Regions from separate parts of the Homo sapiens genome. Here region 1 is linked to region 2. The links are chromatin loops, found by intact Hi-C in ENCODE. Cell type or tissue: mammary epithelial cell. All regions are shown on one strand.

Region 1 (8,000 bases), 230 kb before region 2:
AAAGATAGCTATCTAGTTTCATTCTTCTGCATATGGATATCCAGTTTTCCCAGCACCAATTATTGAAGAGACTGTCTTTTCCATAGTGTATGTTCTTGGCACCTTTGTGGAAAATGAGTTTGTTAGGTGTGTGGATTTGTTTCTGGGTTCTCAGTTATCTTTCATTGGTCTATGTGTCTGTTTTTGTGACAATACCATGCTGTTTTGATTACTGTAGTTCTGTAGTATAATTTGAAGTCAGGTAATATGATTCCTCCAGTTTTGTTCTTTTTGCTTAGGATAGCTTTGGTTATTCTGGGTCTTTTGTGGCTCCATATAAATTTTAGGATTGTTTTTTCTATTTCTGTGAAGAATGTTTTTTGTATTTTTATAAGTATTGCATTGAACCTGTAGATTGCTTTTTGTGGCATGGACGTTTTAACAATATTGATTCTTTCAATTCATGAACATGGACTATCTTTCCATTTTTTGGTGTCCTCTTCAATTTCTTTCATCAGTGTTCTACAGTTTTTATTAAAGAGATCTCCCACTTCTTTGGTTGAGTTAATTGCTAGGTATTTAATTTTATGTTTGGCCATTGTAAGTGGAATTACTTTTAAATTTCTTTTTCAGATTGCCCAATGTTGGCATGTGGAAATGCTACTGATTTTCGTATGTTGATTTTGTATCCTGCAACTTTACTGAATTTATCAGTTCTTATAGTTTTTGTGGAATCTTTATGCTTTTCCAAACACAAGATCAAATCCTCTGCAAACAACGGTAATTTGACTTCTTCCTTTCCAATTTGGATGCCCTTAATTTCTTTCTCTTGTCTGATTGCTCTAACTAGGACTTGCAGTACTATGTTGAATAACAGTGGTGACAATGGGCGTCCTTGTCATGTTTCAGATCTTAGAGGAAAAGCTTTCAGTTTTTCCCTATTTGGTATGATACTAGCTGTGGGTCTGTTATATATGGGTTTTATTATGTTGAGGTATGTTCCTTCTATACCCATTTTTGAAGGTTTTTATCATGACGGCATGTTGAACTTTATCCAATGCTTTTTCAGCATCAAGTGAAATGACCATATGGTTTTTGTCCTCCATTGTGTTGATACTATGTATCACCACTGTTGAACCATCCTTCCATCCCAGGGATAAATCCCACTTGGTCATGATGAATAATCTTTTTAATGTATTGTTGAATTTGATTTGCTAGTAGTGTGTTGAAGATGTTTGCATCAATATTTATCAGAGATATTGGCCTGTTTTTTTTTAATTTGTTTCTGTCTGATTTTGGTATCAGGCCTCATGGAATTAGTTTGGAAGTATCCCTTCCTCCTGTATTTTTCAGAATAGTTCAGGTAGGATTGATATTAGTTCTTCTTTAAATATTTGGTAGAATTCAGCAGTGATGCCATCAGGTCCCAGGCTTTTCTTTACTGGGAGACTTTTTATTATGGCTTTTTATTGGTCTTTTCAGGTTTTGGATTATCTTCATGGTTCAGTCTTGATATGTCATATGTGTAGAGGAGTTTCTCTATTTAGTCTAGATTTTCCACTTTATTGGCATATAGTTGCTCATAGTTGCCATTAATGATCCTTTGAATTTCTGCAGTATCAGTTGTAATGTGTCCTTTTTCATCTCTGGTTTTATTTATTTGGATCTTCCCTCTTTTTTTCTTAGTCTGGGTAAAGGTTTGCCAAATTTGTTTCACATTTCAAAACACCAACTTTTTATTTCATTTACTTATTTATTTTGTATTGTTTTCTTCATTCCAATTTCATTTATTTCGGCTCTGGTGTTTATTATTTCTTTTCTTCCTCTAATTTTGAGTTTAGTTTTCTCTTGCTTTTCTAGTTCTTTAAGATTCATTATTGGTTTCTTTATTTTAAGTTTTACTTTTTTTTTATTTAGGCACTAAATAACTAAACTTATATATAACTAAACTTTATAGCTATAAACTTCCCTCTTAGTACTGCTTTTGCTTTATCCCGTAGGTTTTTGTATGTTGTGTTTCCATTATCATTTGTTTCAAGAAATTTTTCAATTTTCTTCTTGGTTTCTTCATTGACCCACTGCTTATTCAGGAACATACTGTTTAATTTCCAGGTATTTGTATAGTTTCCAAAATTCTTCTTGTTATTGATTTCTATTTTTATTCCATTGTGGTCAAAGATGCTTCATATTATTTCAATTTTTTTGAATGTTTTAAGACTTGTATTGTGACCTAACATATGGTCATGTGACCTAACATGGTGGCTTTAGAGAATGATCCATGTGCTGAGGAAAAGAATGTATATTCTGCAGCCGTTGGATGAAATGTTCTGTAAATATCTGTTAGGTCCATTTGGTCTACAGTACAGATTAAGTGTGATGTTTCTTTGTTGATTTTCTGTTCGGAAGACCTGTCCAATGTTTCCTTGCTGTTAACATAGCTACTCCACCTTTCCTTTTTTGGTGGTATTTCTTTTTCCATTGTTTTACTCATTCACTTTTTTCTTTCTTTTATCTTTTACAAAATGTTCTGCCAAAAAATCAATGCATTGATTTGTTTGTTTCTGAATTTACCAATAGAATTTATAATTAGTATTAAGGATAAGCTTTATATATCCAAACATTATCTTTCTTTACTAATTTTTTATTTTATAGAATTTAAACTCTACAGAAAAGTCAAAAGATATCTTTCATGTATTGTAGTGCCATTCTTTTCCAAGGGAGATACATTCCAAAATCCCCAGTGGATGCCTGGTAACATGAAGAGTAATTAATCCTATATAAACTATGTTTTTTTCCTATACATACATATGTATGATAAAGTTAAATTTATAAGTTAGGCACAATACAAGATTAACAACAACAGTAATAAAATAGAACAATTATTACAATATTCATAGTTTCATGGATAGAAGACTCATTCTTACCATAGGTCTTAGCAACTTCAACACATGATTTTTTTCTTCCCTTATTAAGTTGAAAACTTCCTCCTTTTCACTTAAAGGAAGCATTTTACAGCTTCTCTTTAGCATATGTGAACTGCCAGCATTATCATTCTTGCACTTTGGGGTTACTATTAAGTAAAATAAGGATTACGTGAACATAAGCACTGTGATACTGCAACAGTTTATTGGATAACCAAGATGGCTAGCAAGTGACTGATGGGCGGGTAAGGAATACAGCGTTGATGTGCTGGACAAAGGGATGATTCACATCTGGAGCAAACATGAGATTTCATCACACTACTCACAGTGGTGTGAAATTTAAAACTTATGAGTCGTTTATGGAATTTTCCATTTACTGTTTTCAGACTGCAGTTAATCATGGGTAACTGAAACTGTGGATGAGGGGGGACCACTTTAGATTCATCAGGGCATCAATTTGGCTACATATGGCTTATCTCTTTTTCTAAATACTATATACATATATGTATATATACATACACAGATTTTTTTGCTGAGCCATTGGGAAGTAACTTGCAGATATCATGACACTTCAACCCTAAACACTAAATCATATATCTCTTAAGAACAATTAAATTACTATTACACCCAGAGAAATTTAACATTGATACAATACTATTATCTAATATACTATCCATATCAAGTTCTCACAATTTTCCTAACAATATCCTTTATAGCTTTTTATTTGTTTTGGTCCAGGATCCAGTCAGGGGTCATGCATTGTATTTAGTTGTCATGCTCCTTTTTAGTCTTTTTAAATCTAGAATAGCACCCTCCCTTTTTTTTTCTTGTCCTTTTTTTGTGACGTTGCCATTTTTGATGAGTCCAGGTAGTTTTCCTCTATATGTCTCACAGTATGAAATGTGTCTGATTGTTTTCCCATGATTAGTTTAAGCGTTTTTAGCAAGAAGACTACATGGGCGATGTTCTGTCCTTCTTAGGCACAAAATTCTAGTTTATCCCAAGAGCATAGATACCTTTGGGGATTTTACAGATAGCTAGGTGGGTATTTTTTACTTCCCCCTTAAGAAAGTTACTTTTCTGGACACGGGTCAAATTATGGTTTATAATTTGCACCATATTCCATGTCTAGGTTACCTGTTTACAGAAATGCTCAGCATGAAGAGGAGTTTCTATATCTGTTCTGCCATCACATTTTCCTACTTCAGAGCATTTACTTAGTCCGGTTGGTTGTCTGTCTGTGTATTCACAAACTTTCACAATCAACTCAATAGGGAATAAAGTTTTTTTTTTCAGCAGCTTCATGTGCAGTCTCCTTAAGTACTTTTTCCTATGACTTGGTCACTTTTCTCCCTCTCATTGTATAAAGACTTTCTCATACTACTCTATATTGATCATTTTTAAGAGGCAAATATGATATGATCGAGTTCCTCTCCTGTTATTCTTACCTCCTGACATGTTATCATAGCATCTGGGTCTTCTGTCTCTGGGAAGATAAGCCAGATTTTATTGCATGGATTCTGTATTAGTTTTATATTTCTACCATAACAAAATGATCACAAATTTAGAAATTTAAAAGAACATATTTATTATAGTTCTGGAGGCCAGAAGCCTGCTATGGGTCTCATCAGACCTGATGAGAAGTCAAGCTGTTGGCTGGCTGCATTCCTTTCTAGAGGCTCTGGGGGGATATGTCCTGCTCATTTGGTTATTGGCAGAATTCCGTTCCTTGCCACTGTAGATCTGAGATCTGTAGATCTCAGTTCCTTGCCACTGTAGATCTGTAGATCTGAGATCCCTTTCTTGCTGGCTATGAGCTAAGAGCTGTTCCTAGCTTCTAGAGGCCACCCAAATTCCTTAGATTGTCATCTCTTTTCTCCATCTTCAAAGCCAACCATGGCAAATTGAGTCCCTCTCATACTTAGAATTTCTCCATTTTCTTTTGTCATTACATCTTTCACTGACTCAGATGATATGCTTTTAAAGATATATGCAATTAGAGTATGCCCACCCAAATAATTCAGAATATTCTCCCCCATCTCAAGATCCTTAACTTAATCACATCAGTAAAGTTCCTTTTGCCTTGTAAAATAACATAGTCATGGATTCTTGTAATTGTGGTGTGGACATCTTTGGGTGGCCATCATTTTGCCTACCACAGATTTTATTATAGCAGCAAGCCATAACCTGACACCGAGTGTGTGATTCATCCATTCTTTTATTCAACCAACACAAATATTAAAGAATGCCTATTAAATTGAGCATGTATTAAATTCCAGGCATTGTTTTATGTGCCAGGGTTACAAAAATATAACATCTAACTCACCAAGGAGTTCATAAACTGGTTTGGTAAGTTCTGTAGATAGAGATTGGCACAGAGTTCTATAAGAGAATACAAGAAGGCACATGAGCAAGACTAGAAGAGCCAGGAATGGCCTCCTGTATTGATCAATATCTAAGCTCAGTCTTTGAAATGAAATGAGGTACTAAGTAAGGATGGATGATTGTAGATGGGTAAAGAACTTCAAGCAGTGAGAAAATAATGACCAAAGTTACAGAACTCGAGGTAGGCTGGTTTTTGGAGGAGGTGAGATGTATGGTAGGTAGTTTTCCTGGAGTGGAGAGATGGAGCTAGATCAGCAAGCTGAAGCATAAACATGAAGACTTTGTGCACTACAAAGGCTCAAGATAGATCTGTAGGAAATGGGATGTGACTGACAATCTTGAAAGAGAGTGCTGTGTTCACATTTATATTTTATATAGGTCATACTAGTGGCCATGTGGAGGATAGTATAGTAGAGCAAGATTGGGGTAAGAAGATCATTTAAGATGCTTGTATGAAAATCCCGACAAAAAGTGATGAAGGCTTGAACTCAGCCAATGGTAGTTGGGATGGAGCACAGATCAGTGAATTTGAGAAAGTTTTATGAAGTATTATTGATTAGATGGTGTATCAATCAGGGTTCAACCAGAGAAATAGAACCAGTAGGAGATATATATTAAGAAATGTATTATAAAGAATTGGCTTGTGGGGGCTGTGTAGGCAAGCCTGAAATCTGTGGAGTGGGCTTTCAGGAAGGACAGACTGGAACTCCTGGACATGGGCTGAAGCTGATGTCCTCAGGTTAAATTTATTCAGGGAGACCTTAGCTCTGGTCTTAAGGTCCATCAGCTGATTGAATCAGGTCTACCCAAATTATTTAGGATAATCTCCTTTACTTAAAGTTAACTGATTATAGACAGTAATCACATCTACAAAATAGCTTCACAGCAAAACCTAGTTAAATTGAATAACTGAGGACTCTAGCCTAGCCAAATTAACACATCAAAAGACAATCACAGATGGGATGTCAAGGGAAACAGAATAATAGAGGGTAGTTCTCAAGTATGTGGCTTGAGTATTACATGAAATCACTAACTGAGTTATAGAATACAAGAAAAAGAGCAGGTTTTCAACATTTTCAGTAAGATACCTAGATGGAGGTTCCTGGCAAGCAGGTAAAGATCTGAGATTGCAAGAGAAGTGTTGTCCATATAAATATATTTAGATAACCATCAGCATAAAGGTGATAGATAAAACCAGGAGAGTAAATTAAATAATCTAGAAGAAGGTATATATAGAGAAAAGTTATGGATTGAGAAGGAAATTCTGGGGACCACTAACATTTAAGGATTATCTAGAGAAAGATGAACAGATAAAGGAGTAATAGGATGAGGGGGAAACCTGAAAAAGTCTGATGCCGATTAAGAAAAATGTAGTGAACAGCAACATAATATACATTAGAGGGTTCAGTACTGAAAAATATTTATTAATTTGTAAATTAAGTTTATTGGTGAATTTAGCATTAACGGTTTCCGTGTTGTGAGAGCAGAGGCCAGATTACAGTGGGTTGAAGAGTTACTAGGAAGTGCCAAGTTGAGGGTAGCTGGCATACGAGATGGGATGAGAATGGAGGATAAAAATTGGACAATATTTTATAATTAAATGATAACTGTAAGAAGATTAAGAGCCAAGGGAGTATTAAAAAATAATGGTAGGAACTTGCAGTTTTATTGACTTAAAGTAACAAGAAAAGGGGTAGAGACTGAAGATATAGGACATAAGAGAATTCAAAGTTACTGAGAAATAAAAGAAATAGGCCTGGTTGTTAGAGAGGGTGCAGTGACAAGAGAAGGACTTGTTTTATTCTTTGGATAAGACTAGGGTATTGGTACTCAATGGAGGTAGTATAATCCTGAGAGGGTGATTGGAAAGTTTGTGAAAGGCATTTAAGATAATCATTATTGAAGTGCTTCCTGACATATTGTGGGCAGGGTCAGTATTGCTAAATAACCTGCAATATGCAAGACAGCCTGCACAATGAAATTTTCTATATCCCATACAACTTTTAAATATATCATCAGATTAAACACTTATTTTTGTTAATCTAGACCTTGAATTGAACTCCATTCTATATATATATAAGCAAGTTTTTAATACACACTAACTTTTCCAGGAATGTAACTACCATGTAATCCAAGGTAAAAACCTTTGTTTTGTTCAGAATCTTATCAAGAATGTTTATCATTTTGGAAAATCGTGATACCTACAAAAACGCTGCTCTTGGATATTTGAAATCCAGATAACAACACACATGCATCAGTCAGTAATTATAGCTGCCACCTTTACAGGCATTCTCTGTATATTTTTTGCATACTTCATTGTCTTCTAGTGTTGTCATGTCCCCACATTTGCATCCTTTTTTTTTTTTTTTGAGACAGGGTCTCACTCTGACACCCAGGCTCGAGTAGAGTGTCACAGTCCCATCTCACTGCAGCCTCGACCTCCCGGGTTCAAGCGATCCTCCTGCCTCAACCCCCCAAGTAGCTGGGACCACAGGCACATGCCGTCATGCCCAGCTAATTTTTGCGTTTGTTGTAGAAACGGGGTTTTGCCATGTTACCCAGGCTGGTCTCAAACTCCTGAGCTTAAGTGATTGTCCGATTCAGCCTCCCAAAGTGCTAGGATTACAGGCATGAACCTCCATGCCTGGCTGCACATTTACGTCTTAAAATACATTATATTTTATTATAAATTACTTTCTTGTTATTTCTATTTCA
Region 2 (8,000 bases):
AGAAAGAAAACAATCATAGGCTTTGTTCCAGCAAGGCTGAAACTGCCTTTGCAAAAATTACAACTAAGGAAATTATGACAGTAAAAGAGATCAGACCTAACTGACTCGACTCTATCTTGCTTCTAACCTTTAAGCTGGCCTTGTTCATTCCTGGGCATAGGCCAAACTAACCTTGGGAAGGAATTTAGTTTATAGTTCAACTTTGAAACAAAATTAATAATAGCCCTTTCCCAAAGGGGAAAGCAAAACAAATCACCCCTTCTTGCCTGGGGACCAGTCTGAGTCTGTCTTTGTAGGACTAACAAACTAGCTACAAGATTAGAAATTATGGTTTGGGGCCATGCAGCCTCTGGCTGCAAGTATCTGAACCTCCCCAAATTGCTCCTGTGAATAACATCACTATTGCAAAATCTAACATCAGTGATTGACATATTTTGCAGACACTGCACTCCAGGTCTGGTAATCTGGCTCAACCAGATTGAGGCTGGTAACCTGGCTCAACCAGTTCTGCGATTTCACCCAAGAACAGAAGACAGCAAGAGAAACTCACTTTGACCCCCTATGATTCCATCTCCAACCCGACCAATCAGCACACCCCACTTCCCAAGCCTCTCCCCACCAAATTATCCTTAAAAACTCTGATCCCGGGGAAGGCTTGGAAAGACAGATTTGAGTAATAATAAAACTCCAGTGTCCCACACAGCTTCTCTGCATGAATTACTCTTTCTCCATTGCAATTCCCTTGTCTAGGCAGCGGGCAGGGTTTCTAGAAGGCTGACAAGGAAAAAAAACACAAACAAAAATTTGTCTTACAACCAATAGTGCGGAGGTCGGGATGGGGGCAGAAGGGTGAGAACTAACAAATTAGCTCGGATTTTGGTCTCTCCTGGCCTCTTTCCATCTGAGAATTGGGGGAACCTTCTGGTAACAGCTGGGGATTGTGCTTTTGTGGTGACTAGGGGCATAGTGTGGAGGAAAAGAGTCAAACTCTGTAAAATATTTGAAAAGATTTATTCTGAGACAAATATAAGTGACTATGGCCTGTGACACAGCCCTCAGGATATCCTGAGAACATGTGCCCAAGGCGGTTGGGGTGCAGCTTGATTTTACACATTTTAGAAGACATGAGACATCATTTAAATACATTTAAGATACACATTGATTCGGTCCAGAAAGGCAGGACAACTGGAAGGGGGGGTGCTTTCAATTTATAGGTAGATTTAAAAATTTTCTGATTGGCAACTGGTTATTATCAATAAAATGCGATGTCTGGGTTATAGTAAGAGGTTGTAGACACCAAAGTTTCATCATCCTGATGGTGCCTCCAGGTAGATGGCTTCAGAGAGAATACATTAGAATGTTTCTTATCATATTTAAGGTCTGTGTTTATGTTAATGTTGGAGGGTATAATGAGGTAGGTCCGATCCCCCCACTTTCTGCCATATCCTGAACCAGTCTTTCAGGTTAAATTTTAGAGTGCCCTGGCAGAGGAGGATGTCCATTCAGATGGTTGGGGGGGCCTTAGAATTTTATTTTGGGTTTACAGTAGTTTAGTCTTTTATGAGAATGAAAGCCTGGGGTACGGCTGGCTGGTTACTGTTGGTTGGAACTCCACAGTTGATTTCTAGCCAGTAGAGGCAGCTTAGGTTTGGGATGACTCTGCCTAAGCCATTTCCTGTGGAATTGTTCCCCCTCGTGGTAGGCACTGAAGGGTCTGAAGAGCCACCTTATTGAGTGGTTGGTCCACTTTTAACTTTTCCTGGTCCTTAGAGCTCCTAGATGTGTGTGTAAGCCTAAGGCCATAGGGATTCCCTTTATAGGGTAGTAAATGGGAGGTGAGGGTAATTACACCAATGTGTATGGTTCTCATAATGAAAACTGTGTCACAGTCCAAGTCTTTAATGGCTTGGCTCCAGAATGCGACGTTTGGGAGAAAACATCTTGGTGGACAGTTTGTATAAATTGGCAGTCATAACTTTTATGGAATTTTGATAGATATTGAGAATACTGCACATTGTTTGGAAAGGAAATTCAGTGGAAAATGGAGAATCGGATAAGTATGGAGCGGGTCCTTTCTAAACAACCTTTGTTAAACTGTAAAGGACTATGCAATGATCTCTCTTATTTACCTTTTTAGATCTATTTTCTTTTTTGTCCTTACAAAAACTGTATCTGACTAGAATTATTCTGTGTGATTGGTACAGGGATATTTCTACTATTATTAATCTTTATAACCTTCACACTGTTAGAGACATGCTTTTGCATGAATTAAAAATTTTATTTAAAAACATTACATCTCTTATACAAGTGTACATATGTAAAAGAGAGAACAAATTTTCGTTCCATTGCAATTTCTCTGAGGAAATTAAAAGCCTGCCTTCAAAACAAGAGGCTGAAACAGAAATCATTCTAAAAGTTAATGTCCTAATGACCAGCAGAAGAGGGCAACTTCAGTTAGGTAGAGAAAAACTTGTGAGTGGCTATGGAAACTGAGAAAAACTTTCAACTTAGTAGGGAAGAAAAACATATCATGGAAGAAGTGAGCATATTGTTGCTAAAATAGTTTTACCTGCCACTGAAATTTATGCTCTAAAGGGAAAAGAAGACTTTATCATCTTTTTTGAGGAAAGCTGCTATTTATATATTTAGTTCTTTTGAGGATAGCAATGGCCCATGACTGTTTCACTGGGGAGAGTTTGAAATAGTCTTTAAACTCAAATAAATGGACCAAATTAAATTTGTCAGTATAGATTTAGTAAAATAAGATTGCTAGCCAATAATTGCAGAAAGAAAAAGTATCATATTTGTTCACAAAGTCCAATATTTTGTTCATTTAAAACAGCTTTGAGTGGAGCTGTTACCTGTTTATGTAATTTTTCTTGTTGAAATGAACAAAATAAAATTCCCTAAAAACTGAAATAAAATCAGAGAATTGTACACCTCCTTACCAGAGACTATAAAGCATCTAGCAAATATGGTGAAACTGGGACCAGGTCAAAGGAGGATGTTGAGCATATCTTCTGTAATCTCAAACTGAGTCTAGAACTCCAAAGGACCTACCCAATATTTTACCTGGAAAGATAAGAAATAAATATTTGAATTAACGTGTCACTATTGAAATTCATGCATAAGTACACAATAAATGTGTATGACAATGTTCTTGGTGGCATTGTTCATAATAACCACATTTTGGAAACTGTCCCAATATATATCAACAAGGATTTGCTAAATAAATTATGCTTTATTCACACAATGGAATACTATACAAAGAAGTAACTCTGCATATAAGAACCTACAAACATGTTCACGTTCTATTAAGTGGAAAAATTTATAGAGGAGGATATATACTATGGTTCTATTTCTACAACTTCGTATATGTGCACATAGATGGATTTAATGTACAGGTGTATATATGCGTTTTCTGCCTCTCTGGTCCTCTCTGTGTCTCTACACACATGTGTACATGCATGCATAAAAATACACAGAAAGGAACTTCTATGGTTTGAATATTCCCTCCAAAACTTATGTTGAAACTTAATCTCCAATGTGGCAGTATTCAGAGGTATGGCCTTTAACAGGTGATTGGAACATGAGGGTTCTGCCCTTGTGAATGGATTAATCCACTGACAGATTATCATGGAAGTAGAACTGGTGGTTTTATAAGAAGAGAAAGAGAGACCTAAGCTACCATGTTAGCATACTTAGTCCCCTTGCCATGTGATGCCCTGTGCTACCTCAGGACTGCAGAGAGTTTCTACCATCAAGAAGGCCCTCACCAGATGTGGCCCCTCAATCTTGAACTTCCCAGCCTCCAGAACTGTAAGAAATACATTTTATTTTTTTAAATAAATTTTCAGGTATTTTGTTATAAGCAACAGAAAATAGGCTAAGACAGGTGCCATGAGTGAGAGTGAACCTCCAGAGTTTATGATCATTTGATACCTAGGAGCTGTGTTGGACTTGACATAGCCAAACCTTGATCAGACTGTTGATGGCCTACATGTGATGTAGGAAATATATGGGACATTGTGTGATTGTCTTTAATCAAACCATAAAGCTAGACCACACTGCTTTAGGCCTAGACAGAATTTCCTCCAAAGGGAATATGTTGCCACTGTCAGATTCAATGTATGAACAGGAAATGAAGACCTAGGAGGCAGGCCTTACCTTGACTATGAATGAAGAAAAAGTACTCCTTTCAGTATCTGGAGCTGGTGAAAAATTTGGCCTTGAACTCCACCTTGTGGACAGATGTGGAGATGCTATAAACACTTCCAGTGGTTGGAAGGTGAGCTGTCTGAAGCCAAGTGAAGGCAGAAAAGGAAGACAGACAGGAGAGTCAACTTGGTAGGAGACTCTGGGATGCGTCTGTGCCTGAATAGTTGTAATTATATTCAGTGTAGCATTTTCCTTCTTACATTCCAAAACTTTCAGTAAAATCTTGTAAACGCTTACCTTATGCCCACTCTTAGGATTAAATAGAAAAGAGGCCATCCTGTTGGTTTCACAGCAGTCACCCATGAAGAACAGCTGTTCCTAGGAGAGATGATTGCCCAGGGTTTAGCACCACCAGAAGCAGGAACATGCTACCGTCACAAGACTGGAGCAGAAGATCCTGAGAGGCTTGCTCATGAGCACATGTGGGGATAATAATATTAAGGATAAATAATCTGAAAGCTCTGTAAATGGTGAAACCCTTTTAATTAACAGTATTTACCTGAGGACAGGACTCAGTGAGGTAAATATGATCTTATGTGGAGTCTTGCAATAAGTTTGTCTCCCAGCCTCCAGCCACTCCAGCCCTAATATACATATACCCTTTATACTTCTGGACCTTTTAAAGCATGCATCTGATCCTACTGTCACTGCTCAAAATCATCAGTACTTTCCCTTCTGCCTGCAGAACAGATTCCAAATTCCTTAAACCTTCATTGAAAGGCCATTGTAGATTACAGTGTTAGATTAAACTCAACATATATTTCCAACCTCAGCAATCTCTATACATCTTTTCACTATCTTTAGGTATATGAGAGTCCTAGCTGTTCTACAAAACCTGATAGTGTAATCTGGCAAACATAGTAATTTTGGCTTTTATCCAGCTTGGCCCTGCTGTTTTTTTTTCAAGAGGTCTGAGTCTGCATTGGTTACCAAGAGTTTCTTAGTCAAGCCCTACCTATATGGCAGTCAGTAGGAATTTCTGCCAGAGTATGGTGAACCAATCATTGAGATTCTCCAGTCCATCATGGATTATTCAGTGAGAGAGTAAAAGTGGATGAAGCATCACCAGTTTGCCACCATCTTAACCCAGAAACAAAAACACAGTAAAAAGGAAAGTACACTAAAAGAACCAAACAGCAAACAAAACAACCAGTATTCCAAGTGAGATTTATTTTGTTATGTTCTATTTTTTTGTTAGTGGCCTTTTAAGCTGCAAAATATAACTGAATATGAATTAAACTGTAAACACATAATTGACACATTTATCTATTTTTCTCAGAGACAAAGGCACAGTGCTAGTTTTTCGGTGAAAACATTCTAAACCATGTTAAAACATGTCCAGTTTGTAACCGGCCTTTAGAATTTGTATAGGGCTGATTTTCTGCCTAGAAACTGATGCTATTATGTCTCTTCCAGCTTTATTAAAAAGGATTTTTTCCTGTATGTTTATATCAGATCTAAAGCCCTCACAAAACATGAAGATATAATTAAATGTAATCATTTTTGCTGATTCTCTGGACTTGGTCCTAAGGTAGATAAAATTAAGACCTCGTTCATAGGACAAGTTGGTCATTTATCCAGTGTCTACCTATGACCATTGTTGTCCATATGCTGACTTAAAATTGCCCCTTCACGATTCATGACACAGCACTGTCAACAACTTCACACGTGTTTTCACACTCTAGTTCTGCTTGGATCCTCACTAAATCTTGTGACGTACTCAGATCAGATTCTGGTTCCACCTGACAGACCAATGTAACTATTCGGAAGAGAAGTTTGGTATTCTCTAGCAAAATCGAAGATGTGCCCACCCTATGACCCAGCAATTCTAGGCATATGCACAACAGAAACTCATGTGCAAAAGGAGAAATGTGTAAGGATATTTTAGAACAAGAATTAAAAACAAACAAACAAACAAACAAAAAATCCCAAACTAACAATTACCTAGATATTCATTCTTTGGGAATATATACATTGTGGTATAGCCTCAAAATGGCATTTTATATATCCATATGAAAAGGTCACAAAAATAGAGTGAAAAAAGCAGGACACAAAAATACTGGCATAGTACACTATATGGGTAAAAATTTAAAACATGAAAACAATATATATTTTGGGGATACATATATAGTGAAAAAATAAACTAGTAGGAAGGACATATCAACTACAGTTCAGCGACAAAGGAAAAAAATGGGGTTGGAATAAAATAAGAACTAAAAATGTATCTCTCTTTTTTAATTTCCTTCATTAAAAAAAAAAGGGACAAAAGAAGAAGGGGCAGCAGCAGTAGCAGCGTGGCTTGGGAGTCAGACATACTGATTTAAGATGTGACTCCTATAGGACTTTACTGTTACTTTAAACCCTTTCCACTCTCTGGACCTGTTTCATACTCTGTACAAATGAGGAGGGAGACTAGACAATCTCAAGGCCCGCACAGCTCTTAAATTCTATTTTTCTGTCCTTACCACCAGTCCTTGTCTGTATATGCTTACATTCTTAATTTCCATATACCCAGTTAACAATCTTCTGTACATCTAAGTAACAAATTGGCATTTCCTTTCGTGGTACAGAACATTACCGGCATTAAAAAGAAAAAAAATAAAAAGAAACATATTAGTTAAAATCTTTTTTTTTTTTTTGGTAAGTGCCAGAAAATGAAAGCAATGTATTGACTAATAATACTGGGACAAACAGAGGGAAGAAGAGGCCTAAAGCCTCTCTAAATCCACAGATTCAGGACTGGCACAATGGCTCACGCCTATAATCCCAGCACTTTGGGAGGCCGAGGCAGGCAGATCACCTGAGGTCAGGAGTTTGAGACCAGCCTGGCCAACACGGTGAAACCCCGTCTCTACTAAAAATACAAAAATTATCCAGGCATGTTGGTGGCTGGCGCCTGTAGTCACAGATACTTGGGAGGCTGAGACAGAATTGCTTGAACCCAGGAGATGGAGGTTGCAGTGAGCCAAGATCACACCACTGAACTCCAGTCTGGGAGACAGAGTGAGACTCCATCTCAAAAAAAAAAAAAAAAAGAAAAAGAAAAATTCCGCAGATTCAAATGTTATAATCATGATAAAGTTTTTGTTTGTTTGTTTCATTTTGTGATTTGGTTTTCCCCCTGTGGGTACCTTTATTCTCATGCATATCTTCTCTATATACTTTCAAAGGTGGCCAGCTAAAGGTCCAGGTTTATGACATTGTTGATGTAAACTTTAAACTACCAATGGATAAAAAGTTCCTCAACTTCAAATCCCAAAAACTACAGCTTTAAACTCTCTTATAATTCCTATCATGGCATAGATGAGCACTGCAGACATTAAACTGGTTTCTGGATTTTATACTTATTTCCTATCTGCATTTTCCTGCAAGAGTAATATTCACTCACGGATTTATGGTAACATTTTTTTAAACTTAAATATCCCATTACACTTCACAAGCGTATCTTTGCTCATTATATGACTAGAGCATCACAAAAAGCCTGTGAGGTGCATGGCTTATTGGTGCCATACCCCACCCTCAATTCCCTGTGCCTTTCATTTTGTTTCAGGAATTAATGGGTCCAAAAGGAAGAGAAGTTGACTGACTTCCTCATGTCTCACAGGCAATAGATGGTAGAAGTGGAGCAAGAAGGTTCTCCAGTATCTGCTGCTTCCCCGAGTTTGTTCACAATGTACAGCTCAGTGATGGGTGAAAAAACATCTTTGTTGTCCTGAGGCTGGCCAGAGATAGACACTTGACTCCATCGTTACTTGGAGAGGTACTACATCCTCTCAGGGTAA

Evidence for each region. A loop is a pair of places that touch in the nucleus more often than their neighbours do. Peaks named below come from ENCODE experiments on the same cell type or tissue, not always from the same donor. Only the 100,000 strongest peaks of a DNase experiment are listed, where the experiment ranks them.
Region 1: a loop joins it to region 2, with 10 times the contacts of the local background. A loop is called at or near these places in 5 of 110 quality-filtered maps.

The regions. Positions count from the first base shown.
Region 1 is chrX:56,742,016-56,750,015 of GRCh38, forward strand. All of the region lies in intron 2 of NBDY (negative regulator of P-body association), which reads left to right. Among named protein-coding and RNA genes, the nearest start is that of NBDY, 17 kb to the left of the region's middle. In mammary epithelial cell, no CTCF peak of the experiment used is centred here; DNase peaks (open chromatin) are centred at 3,196 and 5,126; H3K27ac peaks cover 1,254 bases.
Region 2 is chrX:56,974,125-56,982,124 of GRCh38, forward strand. It overlaps a transcript of SPIN3 not described here. Among named protein-coding and RNA genes, the nearest start is that of SPIN3, 17 kb to the right of the region's middle. In mammary epithelial cell, CTCF peaks have their summits at 1,693 (motif pointing left) and 4,232 (motif pointing left); a DNase peak (open chromatin) is centred at 4,237; H3K27me3 peaks cover 235 bases.